Regions from separate parts of the Homo sapiens genome. Here regions 2 and 3 are each linked to region 1. Evidence: chromatin contacts called from ENCODE Hi-C or POLR2A ChIA-PET data. All regions are on one chromosome and are shown on one strand. The core of a region is the stretch at or near the end of the contact, and the rest is flanking DNA. Distances in the headings are between cores, read along the strand shown. Region 1 overlaps AKAP13 (A-kinase anchoring protein 13). Region 2 has its middle 84 kb from the start of MIR7706. Region 3 has its middle 63 kb from the start of MIR7706.

Region 1 (4,804 bases), core at 913-3,412:
AACTCAAACCCAGACACAGCAAGGATCTGTTGGGGGCCCCAGCCAACAGGGCCAGGCCAGACTCCCACCATGACTTCCCTGAGGTGCAGCAAACAACAGCTGGTGCCCCATCAATTTACACCAGCCTCTGGAGTTTCTTAATCCCAATCCCAAATTACAAGAACTTACAGGTAGAAGGGGTCTTGGAAGTAGCCCAGATCATTCTTCTTCCCCAAGGAGGACTCACTGCCAATGTGCCTGTCTCTGCTTGTAGACTTGAGCACCAGGGCCTTATCACCCTGAGAAAATCTCTCTATGCCCCACTCGCACCTCTGACTCAACCTTCCTAAAATGCTATTTTCATTCTGTAGCACCCTCTCTGCCTTCACAGAAGTAAGTAATCTTTTAGAACAGTTCTTTTGGGATACCAGTGCCTTTACTTTAGGGAGTTCTAGGGCATGGCACTCAAATAGTAACCTACCATGACTCGAGAAAGGGAGAGAAAAGCATAAACATAAAATGTGATCACAGTTTTGGGAACACATTTAACCCACCTTAGTTTTCCTAGAGCTTCCAACCTCCAGAGCTTAAAGATGGAGCCCTGTACTCTGGGACCCATATTCCTAAATGCTGCATCCACAGACACACATGGCCAGCACATGATTAAGCCCACTACATTTCTTCTGTAAAAAATTAAACGTACTTATTTTACAACAACGATAGACAAGCCACTTGGATGAATAGTTATTAAAGGAAAGGATGATTGCAGAGTCCTCATTAAGATTAGAGACAACCTTCTAGTATTTAAGAATCATTTGATGACCCCAACAGACTAATGTAAGGATAAAAATTAGAGTACTAACGTAATTCAGAGACAGAGACAAAAAGACCTAGAATTGAGTTGTAAATGTGGCACTTACTGGCTGTGTTACCTTGGACAAGTTACTTAACTACCAAGCTTTATTTTCCTCATCTGTAAAATGAGAATACATAAAATTAAAGATGTGTAGTTAAAGGTTTAACACAGTGGTAGGCAATAAGAAAATAATAAAGTAAGCTCCTATTCTTCTTGCCTGTTATGAATTACATGATAGCCTTTCAGCACTAACCTTCTATCACATTCAGCTACCACATCTCTCAGGACATCCTCATCACTGTGTCGATCCCTAATTCTAAATAAAAGGTGATGGTGAGGAAAATATACATTCCAACAGATAAGGTACTCTATTAAACATACCATTTATCATTGGTGAGCTCTCAGAAGCCATCCACCATGCCCCCACTACCCCTCTGGTGCCTCCAAAGAGTGTTCAGGGTCCCTCATTATCTATAAAGCCTTACTGAGCACTCTTTTCTTCCATACCACACCTTCCATCCAGTCCCTGCATACCTCACATGCATGCACCATGCTCAGTCCAGTCCTCAAGTCTTTGCTCATGTTCATGCCCTCCACCCTTGCTGATTTTAATAGGATTATCACTGATAATCTAACCCACACTATCAGCAGTAAGTCAAATACTATCTTCTATTTTTCTTTTATTTTTGTGCTTGCCTTCTCTCCCCAACTTGTTTTTAATCTAGTCTACTGCATTGCAGATGTCTCCTGTAGCACCCTCCACACCACTACTGCTCATGCCACAGCACCTGGCACAGTACTGAGCCCCCAATGAATGCTAGAGAAATAACTGTTTGACATGAACATCAGAGACAGAGAAATTCATCAGCTGCTTTGCTGCACCATAGTTTGATGGCAAGGGATCCACAGTTATAGCTATAAGTACAAAAATCAACTCATCAAAACAAAAATGTCTAAAAATCACTCTAGCCCCAGAAGGTTAAACTGGTAGCTCATTAAAGGCAGCATGAATTCTGCTAAGTGTTAAGCAATCCAGCCTGAAGCAATTTGCTTAATCTGCCAGAGAGGTAATAGGGACCAGAGCTGGGGAATTCAACATCATATAACTAGACAACCTCAAAGTGAAGGGGAGGACAAAGAGCTACTTAACACTATACTTAGGATCCCACATGATGGTTGGTACCTCTGGAAAGAGGAACTCATGGACATGTTATTTCAATTCTCTTTTGGTGTTTAACACAGGCTTGTGGTTTCCTGCAAAAATGGTTTCTGCTGCTTTGCAAAGATCTATATGGAGAAGAAAACTCCCAATGGCCATTCCACAGGTGAGAATTTTGCCACCAGCTGTATCCTGTTATCCAAAGGAAACGGGAACCATAAGCTGCCAGGAGGTCCAGACACAGGAGAGGAAGGCCATAATTCAGTGAGTGCTGACATTCCTATCCCTACGGTAATAAGAATAAACTTTAAATTTAGAAAAATTCTTACACAGCTGGGTTTTATGTAAATTAACTTCAGGAGGGGTTAAAATAGATATCCGGCAAAGAGACTGCCAAATTCAAGCCTTTACACTTCCTTCATCCTCCCCAGCCTCTATCAACCAAAAAGCAGGCTGTCCAATGGGCTAAACCAATTATAAACCACCTGGAAAGACTAAATATAGGCAGGTAGGCTCTCACACAAATGAGGACATTACTGAGCTGGATGACCTTACCTGGACAAATGCGAGACCTGTTAGGAATGATTTCCAAGGCAGGCACGGCCCACCTTCTCACACACGTTATGTGACTATCGAACGAGTCACACAAGTGTCAGAGGGGATCAGAGACGTTAAAAATGTCAGTTACCTTGTTAATTATTAGACTGGTTCTTGTCTTGAGAATAAATATTGTCTTCAATGTTATAATTTCACAATACTAAGCCTTTAACATCTTGAGAACAATGACACTGGAAACACAAGGTGGTAGGTTTTTGTTAAACCACCTATCAAAATTGGAAGGAAAAGTTTTAAACAATGAAGACTTCAAATTAAAAACTTGTATATGTCATAATTAAGTGAAAATTCTACAGATATGAGGAAAACTTCAATATTCTAAGCAGTCCCCTATTAAAGATTTTGTTAATGTTAATCGCTTCAATGAAAAATTTTATTTCTAATGGGGAATTTCTAATCATAAAACATTCCTGACATGAGTAATCCCTTAGACAGTCATTCTTGCTCTTATACACCAAGCAAGGATATTTCTGAAAATACTAATGCATTTATTTTATGTGGCAAAGAACTAGGTTAGCCAACTAAAAGCACATGAAAATTAATTATCAACACTGATGCCAGGTCAATACAGAACTTGTGACAACATGAATGGCATTTTTAGCAGAGAATCTGACTATTTAAAGACAGCATTTGGGGAGTGGGGCAGAGGGAAAGAAAGGAATCAGGAATATATGTTTTAAACTACGAAAATAATGGGCTTATGAGCTTTTACCTCTTGGAGGAAGAGCTGAGAACATGTTAGCTTGTGTTTTTTAACCACTGCTACTCCTGCTGATGGAGAGTCAGCCACATGTTTGATACAGAAACCCATGTTTACAGTTGGGAACACTTTTTTCATCCTATGTAAGTCACCTAGAGAAAGAACTGATATCACAGAGACTTTAAACTTTCAAACTAGTAGTTGAGTGGGCTGTATTTCTTAAGGATTCTGCTGTTCAAGTAAGAAGTGAGGATTTTATTTCCTCATTGCTTCCCATTATCATTTTTTTCTTGTTGCTTATCCCAAGTCAGGTATGCCTGTTTACTGGATTAGTGTCAGTGAAAGATGAAGTTTACAGAACATCTCCTGTGCACTAAATTGCTGCACAGATGGCATCTCATTTGACCTACCACAGGCCTCTCAGGCGAGTGGTTATTAACTCTGTTTTCTACAGAGGAGGGAGGCCCCTGGCTAGCAAGAGGTTGGGCTTCACCTCCCTCCCCTCTCATGACCCTCTTACTATGACCAAAGCAGTCCATCATTCTTCAGTTGACATGGGATGTTTAGTTGATTCTGAGCTTTGGCTGTCTCTGGGTTTTTGAAGCAACCTGAGTTCTTTGGTTTTTCAGATCAGTCTGAATTCTGGCCATCTTCTAACGATGACTAATCTAGCACTGAACCAACTGCGTGTTGCAGTGGGGGCCTCCTGTGGGGCCTATTTAACTTATGTGGAGAATCAGAAAGCCAAGGTCTCAGCATTCTCTGGAGGGTTTATTTGGACTTTTTATAGTTCATTCTATCTATAATCTCGGTCCAGAGTATGCACTCAAATATTTGCTGAATTGAATTATTTCCCTTTCAAATACTTTTTGTTTGCGTGGTTTACATCTTCTCTTACTTGTGCCTTCCACATCAAATTGCTCTCCTGACAACCTGGGTCTGTAAGCCTACATCCCTACTCTTTACTCCCACCCCCACACCCGCGCCCAGTTAACAAAACCTGCAAAGCAGTAGCTTTACTTTTAGGACCCCGTACCTTGAAATCTTCAGTCTTTTTTCCCTAAATTAATTTACTTTTTGACTGTAACAGTTTTCAGGGAAAGTAGCCAGTTGTGCTCCTTATGTGCTTATTATGACCAAATTATTAGCACGTGGGTCATTCTGTTACAACAGTGATTTTATGAAACACCTATGTGTATTTTTTGAATTTTTGAAGTGTAGTAATTTTAAAGGAAAGGGTACTATTTAGCAGATGTCTAGCTGTTTCTCTAGCTATATTCTTGTGTATATGTCACATATATTAAATATTTAAAGTGTCACATACATAGTAATATGGCCTGTTTCCACATTTACTAGAAACAACAGTTTATCATTATGCATTTCTGTTATATAAGTGCTATTTATCTTTTCATACACAGCTACAAATGCTAAAATGTTTTAAAGCACCAGGTCTGTATTTTTCATGACAACCTTATTTTTTATTATCTTAGTTCAA
Region 2 (4,804 bases), core at 1,393-3,892, 180 kb after region 1:
TTTCTAAGGACATAGAGAGGATGCAGTCCTGCTTTCACAGGTGCTGGCTGAGGTGCTTATTAAAATACAGCTACTAAAAATAGTGCCAGAACTATATTGAGTGGGGGGTTGCAGGTAAGGGAGCTGAGTCCTCATCTGTCATAGCAGGAAGACAATGCGTAATGTGTGATGCTGGTTATTTGTGGGCCTAGGGTCCCTCCCAGTTTCATGCTCTTCCCTGCTCCACTGAATCCAGTGGACTGCACTGTCCAGGCTTTCTTCCTAGCTGGCTTTTGGGGTTCAGCCAGTGGGAGGCTCTGTGGGAAGATGGGAGGGTGGGATTCAGCAGAGGTCAGGGTAGCTCTTTCCAGCTCTCTTCCTGCTTTGGCATGCTATATCTAACTGTAGCTGCATCCTAGGTACAACTCTTACTCACTGGGCTCTGATAAGTGTTTCCTTCCCTTGTCTCAATAGGCCCTGGAAGCGGGGAGGGTAGTAATAGCTTCTCACCATTGCTAGTCTCTAGGTGTCCTACCATACCTTGTTTGTTACCTTATCCAGTCCAGAAACTCTGTGAATAGTCCCTTCATTAAAGCCTTTTCATTTTAACCATCTGGGATGACACAAGAAACACTGTGAAAGGTAAAAATTGCTTTTGTTTGTTTGTTTGTTTGTTTCAGAACTCCTTTGCTGTGGATAAGAAGATTGACTAGGTGACTTGCTCCAAGTTCAAAGCCTGTTTGCATAAAACAACAACGACTTGTCTTTGTTCTGTTTGGTTATTTTGAGACAGGGTCTTGCTCTGTCATTCAGGTTGGAGGGCAGTGGTGCAATCATGGCTCACTGTAGCCTTGACCTCCTGGGGTCAGATGATTCTCCCCCCTCAGCCGCCTGAGTAGCTGGGACCACAGGTGCATGCTATCACGCCCAGCTAGTATTTTTAAATGATTTTTGTAGAGATGGGATCTCCCTATGCTGCCCAGGCTGGTCTTGAACTCCTGAGCCCAAGCAATCCTCCTGCCTTGGCCTTCCAAAGTGCTGAGGTTACAGGCGTGAGCCACCGCACCTGGTCACAACTTGATTTGAGAGCGTATGGTTGACAACATCTTGATGAAAAGGGATATGGCTGGCCAGGCATGGTGGCTCACACCTGTAATCCCAGCACATTGGAAGGCCAAGGTGGGCAGATCATGAGGTCAGGAGTTCAAGACCAACCTGGCCAACATGGCGAAACCCCATCTCTACTAAAAATTGAAAAATTAGCTGGGTGTGGTGGGGGGTGGCTGTAGTCCCAGCTACTCAGGAGGTTGAGGCAGGAGAATCGCTTGAACCCGGGAGGTGGAGGATGCAGTGAGCCGAGATAGTGCCACTGCAGTCCAGCCTGGGTGACAGAGAGAGAATCCATCTCAAAAAAAAAAAAAAAAAAAGGGATATGGCTGATACACACAGAAAGATCTACTCTCCTAAGACCTTGTGCCCCAAGAATTTTATGACTTCTTGGATGGTATCAATTGTGTTTTATGATTGATTTATTCATTTACTTGATAAGTTTTGATCGAGTGCGGCTCTGTACCAAGAACTGTGTCAAGAAATGGGGATACATTGTTGTGCGAGAGGAAGTCCTCATGTGCCAGGAATTTACAGTAGACAGGGGAAGATACGCAAACTCATTACGAAGAAATACGGTAAATGCGAGGGGAATGGAAGCAGAGGGTGCTCTGGAGTACTCAGGAGGATTATTCAGCCCAGCCTTATACTGTCAGGGATAGTTTCCCAAAAGAAAGGATATCTAACCTGAGAGCAGAAGAATAAATACTAGTTAGCCAAGTTAAGGAGGATGGGTAGATGGGAGGGAGTGAGTTTTAGTTTTAAGGCATTCTAGGTAGAGAGAAAAGCAATTTGGGCAAATCTGGTAGGGGATAAAAATCATTTGGGAAACTGAAAGTCAGCCTCTTGAGTTGATTGCAGGAGGAGAGGGTGAGATAAGTTAGGAGAAGAAAAACAGGGATCGGATCACAAAAAGCCTTTTAAGTAAGATTAAGGGCAGGGGTATTATTATGAGGTCAATACAAAGCCATTAGATCTTTTGAGTAGGTGGTATACAGTGTAATCGCATTTGCATTTTTAAAACATTATCTTGTCTATGCGGTGAGAATAAACTGGAGGTGGATAAGAGCAGAGGCAGCTCCCTTAGGAGGTTGTTGCTGTATCCTAGGCCAGAGATCATGAGTTGGACTTGAGGCTGGGGCTGGAGAGAAGCGGCCAGAGAAGAACATATGGCTAAAACAGGCAACCTGAAAACATTCAGGAAATTATTGTCATTAGAGGACAGCCCGGCAAAATGCAAATTGTTCTGTCCTTATTTGATCTCAGCTGGACTATGAATTCTGTGGGGACAGGGACTATTTTGTATTCATCCCCGTTTCCAGTACTACGGAAGTACTCAGGAAATGAATGTTCTTCCTAAGTGAGTCTCAGTGACATGGTGTTTGGATAGAGTGGTAACCCTCACGCCTTTGCTGACCCACCTTTATTAGGGAAGTTCAGCAGCGATTGTGAAGTCGACGTGTAGCGCTACCGCGGCAGGGACATTAAGGTGCAGAAGCTTTACCCAGTGCACAGTGCACACTGAAATACCCAGGCTGGTTTTTCCTGACTCAGTTCTCTTCTGCCATCTGCTGGGACAGTCTTTCATAGCACATCAAAGCAAGATCACCAAGGAAGACAGGCCTGAAAGCTTTGTGGGAGCCACAGTGGACAATGACTTGGATAAGTTTACGATTTAGTCAGAGATGCAAGAATCACATCCAAACCACTGTCCATTTGAAGCTAATCTTCAGTATTTATTTCCCAAAGACTAAATGTCTTTTTTATAAGAATGAGTTCATGTCCTTTGCAGGGACGTGGATGAAGCTGGAAACCATCATCCTCAGCAAACTAAGACAGGAACAGAAAACCAGACACTGTGTGTTCTCACTCATAAGCGGGAGTTGAACAATGAGAACACATGGACACAGGGAGGAAAACATCACACACGGGCCTGTTGGGGGGTAGGGGGCAAGAGGAGGGAGAGCATTAGGACAAATACCTAATGTATACGGGAATTAAAACCAAGATGACAGGTTGATAGGTGCAGCAAACCACCATAGCACAAGGATACTTTTTTTTTTTTTTTTTTTTTTTCTGATACAGAGTCTCGCTCTGTCTCCCAGGCTCTGGAGTGCAGTGGCGCAAACTCGGCTCACTGCAAGCTCCGCCTCCCGGGTTCACGCCATTCTCCTGCCTCAGCCTTCCGAGTAGCTGGGACTACAGGTGCCCGCCACCACGCCCGGCTAATTTCTTTTTGTATTTTTAGTAGAGACGAGGTTTCACCGTGTTAGCCAGGATGGTCTCGATCTCCTGACCTCGTGATCCACCCGCCTCGGCCTCCCAAAGTGCTGGGATTACAGGCGTGAGCCACCGCGCCCGGCCGCACATGGATACTTATGTAACAAACATGCAGGTTCTGCACATGTATCCCAGAACTTAAAAAAAAAAAAGTCTTTTTTTTTTTTTGAGATAAAGTCTTGCCTTGTCACCCAGGCTCCAGGCTGGGGTGCAGTGGCATGAACATGGCTCAGTGTAGCCTAGCCTCCTCCTGGGTTCGAGAAATCCTCCCACCTCAGCCTCCCAAAGTGCTGAGATTTCAGGCGTGAGCCGTCATGCCGGCCCATGCAGACTATCTTAAATGTCTGTATTCTCCTTTGAGTTTTTGCAACAACTTTACGATAGCCATATATTATAACATTTTTTAAACAAGGAAACAGAAACACAGACATTTAAATGAAAAGCTAACTTTGAACAAAAAATAAGTAGCCCGAGCCAGGACTGAAGCTTCCTTGACTCCTGGTTCCATACTTTTGTCACAATGTCTCAACGTCTCCAACACACTAAGGGAGAGTTCCAACAGGCCGAGACAGGCTGCTGATCTGCAGCAGGGAGAGGGCAGGCCTAATGTGAAGGCTGACAAGGCCGGTGGCTCCCTGATGTTCAGCACAGAGATGCAGAATGTTGGCATGGAGTGGGGTGGGGGAGAGCAACAGAAACAATTCTCCACGTTCTATGTTTCCCCCAAGATATGTCAAGGTGATGTTTCCGAGGGAAACATTTTTTTTAAGTATATGAAAACTAATAGAACTTGAACTTTTGGTGGGTGTTGTCAAATAAAATAGACCCTACTATTTTTGTTAACGCGTGTGGTTAAGACTAAGAAACTATTGTGCCATCCTTTTCTCTCTCTCTCTCTCTGTTTTTTTTTTTTTTTTTTTTTTTTTTTTGAGACAGGGTCTCACTCTGTCGCCCAGGCTGGAGTGCAGTAGTGAGATCATAGCTCACTGCAGCCTTGAAAAGCTGGGCTGAAGCAATCCTCCTGCCTCAACCTCCCAAGTAGCTGGGACTACAGGCATGTGCCACCACATCTGGCTAATTATTTTTTATTTTTGTGGAGACAAAGTCTTGCTATGTTGCAAGGAATCCTCCTGTCTCACCCTCCCAAAGCACAGCGATTACAGGTGTGAGCCACTGCACCTAGCCAACTTTTCTCATTTAAACTGAAGTTATTCTTGTATGAATGCCCAAATACATTCTTGGTATTAAAAAATCCAGACACTCAGGTAATGCTAAACATTCCTTTTACTACAGGTTTCAAGCTTTTCCCCAAAGACAACCTCAGTCAGGAGTATGCTTCCAGATCTTCTAGGAAATATGGGTGTTCCTATGGGAGCATAGTCTTGTTTAGTGTTTTATCTCCCTTACATGAATGGGATCTTGTTCCCCATTCCCCTCC
Region 3 (4,804 bases), core at 683-3,182, 160 kb after region 1:
TGTCTGTACTAATTTGCATTCTCACCACCAGTGAATGAGGGTTTCCCTTTCTCCACATCCTTGCCAACATTCATTACTGCCTGTCTTTTGGATAAGAGCTATTTTAACTGGGGTGAGGTGATATCTCATTGTAGTTTTGATATGCATTTCTCTTATGAGTAATGAGATTGAGGATTTTTTCATATAACTGTTGGTCATTTATATGTCTTTTTTTTTTTTTTTTTTGAGACAGGGTCTTGCTCCATTGCCCAGGTTGGAGAGCAGTGGTGTGATCTCAACTCATTGCAACCTTCACCTCCCAGGTTCAGGCAATTCTCCTGCCTCAGCCTCCTGAGTGGCTGGGATTACAGGCACATGCCACCACGCCCAGGTAATTTTTGTATTTTTAGTAGAGATGGGGATTTTGCCATATTGGCCAGGCTGGTCTCGAACCCCTGACCTCAAGCGATCTGCCCGCCCTGACGTCCTAAAGTGCTGGGATTACAGGCGTGAACCATGGTGCCCAGCCTCGTTTGTATGTCTTCTTTCGAGAGATGTCTATTCCGATCTTTTGCCCATTTTTAAATTGGATTTTTCTTTTTTTGCTATAGAGTTGTTTGAGCTCCTTATATATTGTGGTTATTAATCCTTTGTCAGATGGGTAGTTTGCAGATATTTTCTCCCCTCTGTGAGTTGTCTCTTCACTTTGTTGATTGTTTCTTTTGCTGTGCAGAAACTTTTTAGCTTGAGATGTTCCCAGTTGTCCACTTTTGCTTTGGTTGCCTGTGCTTTTAAGGTCTTACTCAGGAAACATTTGCCCAGAGCAATGTCCTGGAACATTTCCCCAGTGTTTTCTTTTAGTAGTTTTATGGCTTCAGGTCTTAGATGTAAGTCTTTAATCCATTTTCATTTGATTTTTTTTTTTTTTTGAGACTGAGTTTCGCTCTTGTTGCCTAGGCTGGAGTGCAATGGCATGATCTCGGCTCACCGCAACCTCTGCCTCCTGGGTTCAAGCGATTCTCCTGCCTCAGCCTCCTGCATAGCTGGGATTACAGGCATGTGCCACCACGCCCAGCTAGTTTTGCATTTTTAGTAGAGACAGGGTTTCTCCATGTTGGTCAAGCTAGTCTCGAACTCCCGACCTCAGGTGATCCGCCCGCCTCGGCCTCCCAAAGTGCTGGGATTACAGGCATGAGCCACTGCAATTGGCTGATTTGATTTTTATATATGGTGAGAGATAGGGGCCTAGTTTCATTCTTCTGCATATGGATATCTAGTCATAATAGAGTTTTGAAATACAAATGGACCCAAAGTTATGCAGCAGATGGGGGATTCCTAGAGTGGATGCTTGGGTTATGTTGAGCTCCAAACCCCAAGGCTTAAGGTAGAATGATTTTGGTTCTGATAGACGGAGGAAACTCCCAATTCCTTAGTATTAAATTCTCCTAGGAAGCTATTTTCTGACTTGCAGTGCCCTGTTCTGCAAGGATCGAGTCACAGGAAACATCAAGAAAGATGTGGTTAGTTCTTTACCAACTGCTGGACTGCTGGAATGTCCTCTGCCTTGATTCAGATGTTACTGGGGTGGGAGGGAAGCCCCTAATTATAGTCAGTTACTGACTCATATCCATACTTTGCTCATGGTTATTTCCTCTGAGAAGAAAATATGTGGTATTTTTGCCTAATGGGTGCGTATGTGTGTGTTGTTTATTATCTCTCCACAACGTCTTTACATGACCTTTAGCTGTAGGGTTGGGCCTTCCTAGGAGCTCTTAAGTCAGCTCCAGCTGTGCACACTGCTGCTGGATTGCTTTCACAGGCACACCCAGAATGTGGGTGTGGCATTGAAATACACAGCTCTCTGGGGTGTCATTTCACACTACCTGCTGTGGTCAGTAGCAACTGAACAGGATCTGGAAGCACACCTGCTCCTAGGAACTAGTCAGGACTCCCTAGGTTACAAGGAGCAGAAACCCAATGCACAGATTTAAAGGCAAAAAAGACTTACTGGCATATGTAACTGCATAGCATTGGAGGAGATTCAGGTACAGCTGGATCCAGGCCCCCACAGGATCATTGGAAGCTATTTCTATCTGCTTTCTTCTGTATTGGCCTCTTTTCAGGTGCACTCTCCCCCATCTGGTGGCCTGGGGCATATACAGTCTTCTGTTAATATTTTACTTGCTTATTAACTCCAGTATTTTTTATATACTGAGTTCTTTTTGAATGCTCTCTCTCTCAATAATTCCAGCAAAGGTTTGGAGACTTTTAATGGTCCAGCTAGGGCTATGTAACCATCTCTGAAGCAATCACATTGGCTAGGGCGGTAGAGTGGTCTCACCAAGAGGACACACATGCCCACCCCATTTCTGAGGCAGGGGCTTAGATCCACATGACACGGATTGAGAAAAGAAAGGTAGCTTTTGTTATAACAACTATTTGTACATACAAACTTCTCTGGAGTTAATTTTAGATAACTAATTTTTGAATACAGCGAAGTTTGAAATGATAGATTATAAACCTAATTTGTGAACATCGTCTTCCTACCTAACCGTATTTTATGAATTTCCACACTTAATGAAAATATGCTTTAAAAACATAGAAGTTTTCAATTCAAATGAGTAAGAAAGTTTCTGTACCGGGCATGGTGGCTCATGCCTGTAATCCCAGTACTTTGGGAGGCTGAGGTGGGCAGATCACTTGAGGTCAGGAGTTTGCGACCAGCCTGGACAACATGGTGAAACCTCATCTCTACTAAAAATACAAAAATTAGCTGGGCGTGGTCGTGGGAGCCTGTAATCCCAGCTACCTGGGAGACTGAGGCAGAAGAATCACTTGAACGTGGGAGGCAGAGGTTGCACTTAGCCAACATCCTGCCACTGCATTCCAGCCCGGTCGACTGAGCGAGACTCCGTCTCAAATATATATATATATATATATATATATATATATATATGTTTTTTTTTTAATAAAGCAATTGGGCAGCAACAGAGCGCTTATGTCTTTATATCGAATGGAAGAAAAACCCAATAGAAGAAATCTACTGCTTCTGACAGATCTTAGGGCATAATTTATTCAGACTTGGGGCCTTGAGTTCAATTTGATTCATTGAAAGCTCAGGAAACATTTTGGTTTGGTTTAAAGACTTGCCCATTTAGTTTTCCTACTGAAGGGATTTCTAACACAGTACCTGGAAAAAGAAAGTGTTTCTAGATTGAAGGAGTTTGCTGCAAATCTTCTCTCTTATTAAAGAAATACTCGTATTTCTGACTTCATATTTTCCCTTCTCTGAGGGGGCTTGTATTCTCTTTCATTGCACAGGGGTAAGATGCATTTTGGAGATGCGTTGCTTGATTTTAACTTCTGGCTCTGTTTCTCTGACTGTGACTTCATCAGAAAGCTAGTCACTCAGTGCCTTTCTATGCTTCCATTTCCTCATCTGTGAAAACCTACATAGGATAACCTACAGAAACTACTTAGGATGGTGCCTGGCACGTAGTAAGCCCTTTATTGGTGTTTGCTACCACTATTGTTATTTCATGAGCTCTCAAAGCACACAACCACAAGCCTGTTTTACTTCTGGTTGAGATGAAGCTTGGAGGGCAGAGGGCAGACGCCTGAAGCTAAGCAGCTTATTAAAAGTAGAATAGAAATAGATGAGAGGAAACCAAAGTGCTTTTCTCTTTAGATAGTTATCAAAGCACGCTTCGCTGCAGACTATGGGCTTGGGTATGGCCAGAGATCAAAGGCCCTCTTATGTGCAGTGACATTTCTGAGCACAGGGCTGAGTTATAAAACCCTTGAATGGAAGGTTTTGGAACTTGGAACACGGCTTGGGCTAGAAGGGCAGGGTTTTTATAGAGGCGATTCATGGAAGCGCTTATGCTGGTGAAGAACCCAGACTGTTATGACTCACTTGTCTCTTTATTGCTTTGGACCAAGAACTGTTGTTTCCTTTTAAGTGCCCCTGTAGGAGATGAGCTACAGACTAGGGCCAAGATAACTCTTGCAGGAAGACAGAGTGGCTTCAGTGAGTGTGAACGGGAATACCGCCTTGTTGGGCTCTGGGTCAAGTGTCCTGGACGAGCAGAATAAGGATTTTATTTTACCAGGGTAGAATTGCTTTTGGAAACTGGCAGCATCCTTAAAATCTTAAACTTCAGATAAGCTTTCCTTTTGTCTGTCTGCCATTTTCATTCTCTGAAAGCCCAAACTAAATTTGATGGTGTGACAAGTAGAGGACAGAAGAACAACTTTGGAAAGTAGAAATTAATGTGTCTGGGCTGCTACATATAGAACTAGGGATAGCAGAAGGGGTCATTTGAAGTCCAGGTTGCCTGAGGTCCTGCTAGATCTCCTGGGAAAAACTGAAGGGGACTTTTGGACTGATGGTGAGGCCTCGTGCGGTAGGCAGACTCCTAAGATATATTGCAGTGCTCTCTAACTCCTGGTCCTTACCTCTTTAGGTAAGCTCCTCCCCTTGTGTTCAGGCCAGACCTATTGACCTGCTTCTCATGAATGGAATATGACAAAAGCAATGGGATGTCACTTTCATGATGAGGTTGCAAGAGGTTGTGATTTCTACTTTGCTAGGAATCTCTCTTGCTGCTGCTTTCTCCTCTCTATTGACTTCTTGGCTTGTGTGCTTTGATGCTGAAACCAGCTGCCATGTTGGAGGAACCTGCAAGGCAAGAAATCCAGGGCAGCTTCTAGTCAGCATCCAGCAGAGAACTGGGTCCTCAGCCCAACGGCCCAAAAGGAAGTGAAACCTGCCAACAGCCACCGGATGAGTTTGGAAGTATATCTTGTCCCAGTTGAACCTTGT

The links. Hi-C counts contacts between places; a loop is a spot of excess contacts on that map. ChIA-PET counts read pairs that join two places held with the same protein, here RNA polymerase II (POLR2A). Pooled maps may share reads with other maps.
Region 2: a pooled map shows a loop between it and region 1 (7-fold over the local background). The contact joins two enhancer-like sites. A Hi-C loop is called at or near these places in 15 of 168 maps with a recorded cell type or tissue (B cell, CD4-positive, alpha-beta T cell, CD4-positive, alpha-beta memory T cell and 10 more), 23 of 37 single-sample maps with no recorded cell type and 21 of 50 pooled maps. POLR2A ChIA-PET finds 5 or more read pairs at or near these places in 6 of 52 experiments (PC-3, Panc1, T-cell and 2 more).
Region 3: a loop to region 1 is called in a map of Right ventricle myocardium superior, with 2.4 times the contacts of the local background. The contact joins two enhancer-like sites. A Hi-C loop is called at or near these places in 3 of 168 maps with a recorded cell type or tissue (IMR-90, Right ventricle myocardium superior and heart left ventricle), 3 of 37 single-sample maps with no recorded cell type and 4 of 50 pooled maps. POLR2A ChIA-PET finds 5 or more read pairs at or near these places in 7 of 52 experiments (BJ, GM12878, OCI-LY7 and 4 more).

The regions. Positions count from the first base shown.
Region 1 is chr15:85,472,734-85,477,537 of GRCh38, reverse strand. The region is part of intron 1 of AKAP13 (A-kinase anchoring protein 13); the gene reads right to left. Among named protein-coding and RNA genes, the nearest start is that of AKAP13, 95 kb to the right of the region's middle. RefSeq lists a silencer at 1,819-1,878. Within about 2 kb of position 2,162, at least 3 of the 41 ENCODE cell types and tissues checked have a DNase peak (open chromatin) inside an H3K27ac peak, as active enhancers do; they include GM12878, where a contact is called at or near this core.
Region 2 is chr15:85,294,594-85,299,397 of GRCh38, reverse strand. No RefSeq gene overlaps it. Among named protein-coding and RNA genes, the nearest start is that of MIR7706, 84 kb to the left of the region's middle. Within about 2 kb of position 2,642, at least 3 of the 41 ENCODE cell types and tissues checked have a DNase peak (open chromatin) inside an H3K27ac peak, as active enhancers do.
Region 3 is chr15:85,315,424-85,320,227 of GRCh38, reverse strand. No RefSeq gene overlaps it. Among named protein-coding and RNA genes, the nearest start is that of MIR7706, 63 kb to the left of the region's middle. RefSeq lists an enhancer at 1,624-1,723. Within about 2 kb of position 1,932, at least 7 of the 41 ENCODE cell types and tissues checked have a DNase peak (open chromatin) inside an H3K27ac peak, as active enhancers do; they include GM12878, where a contact is called at or near this core.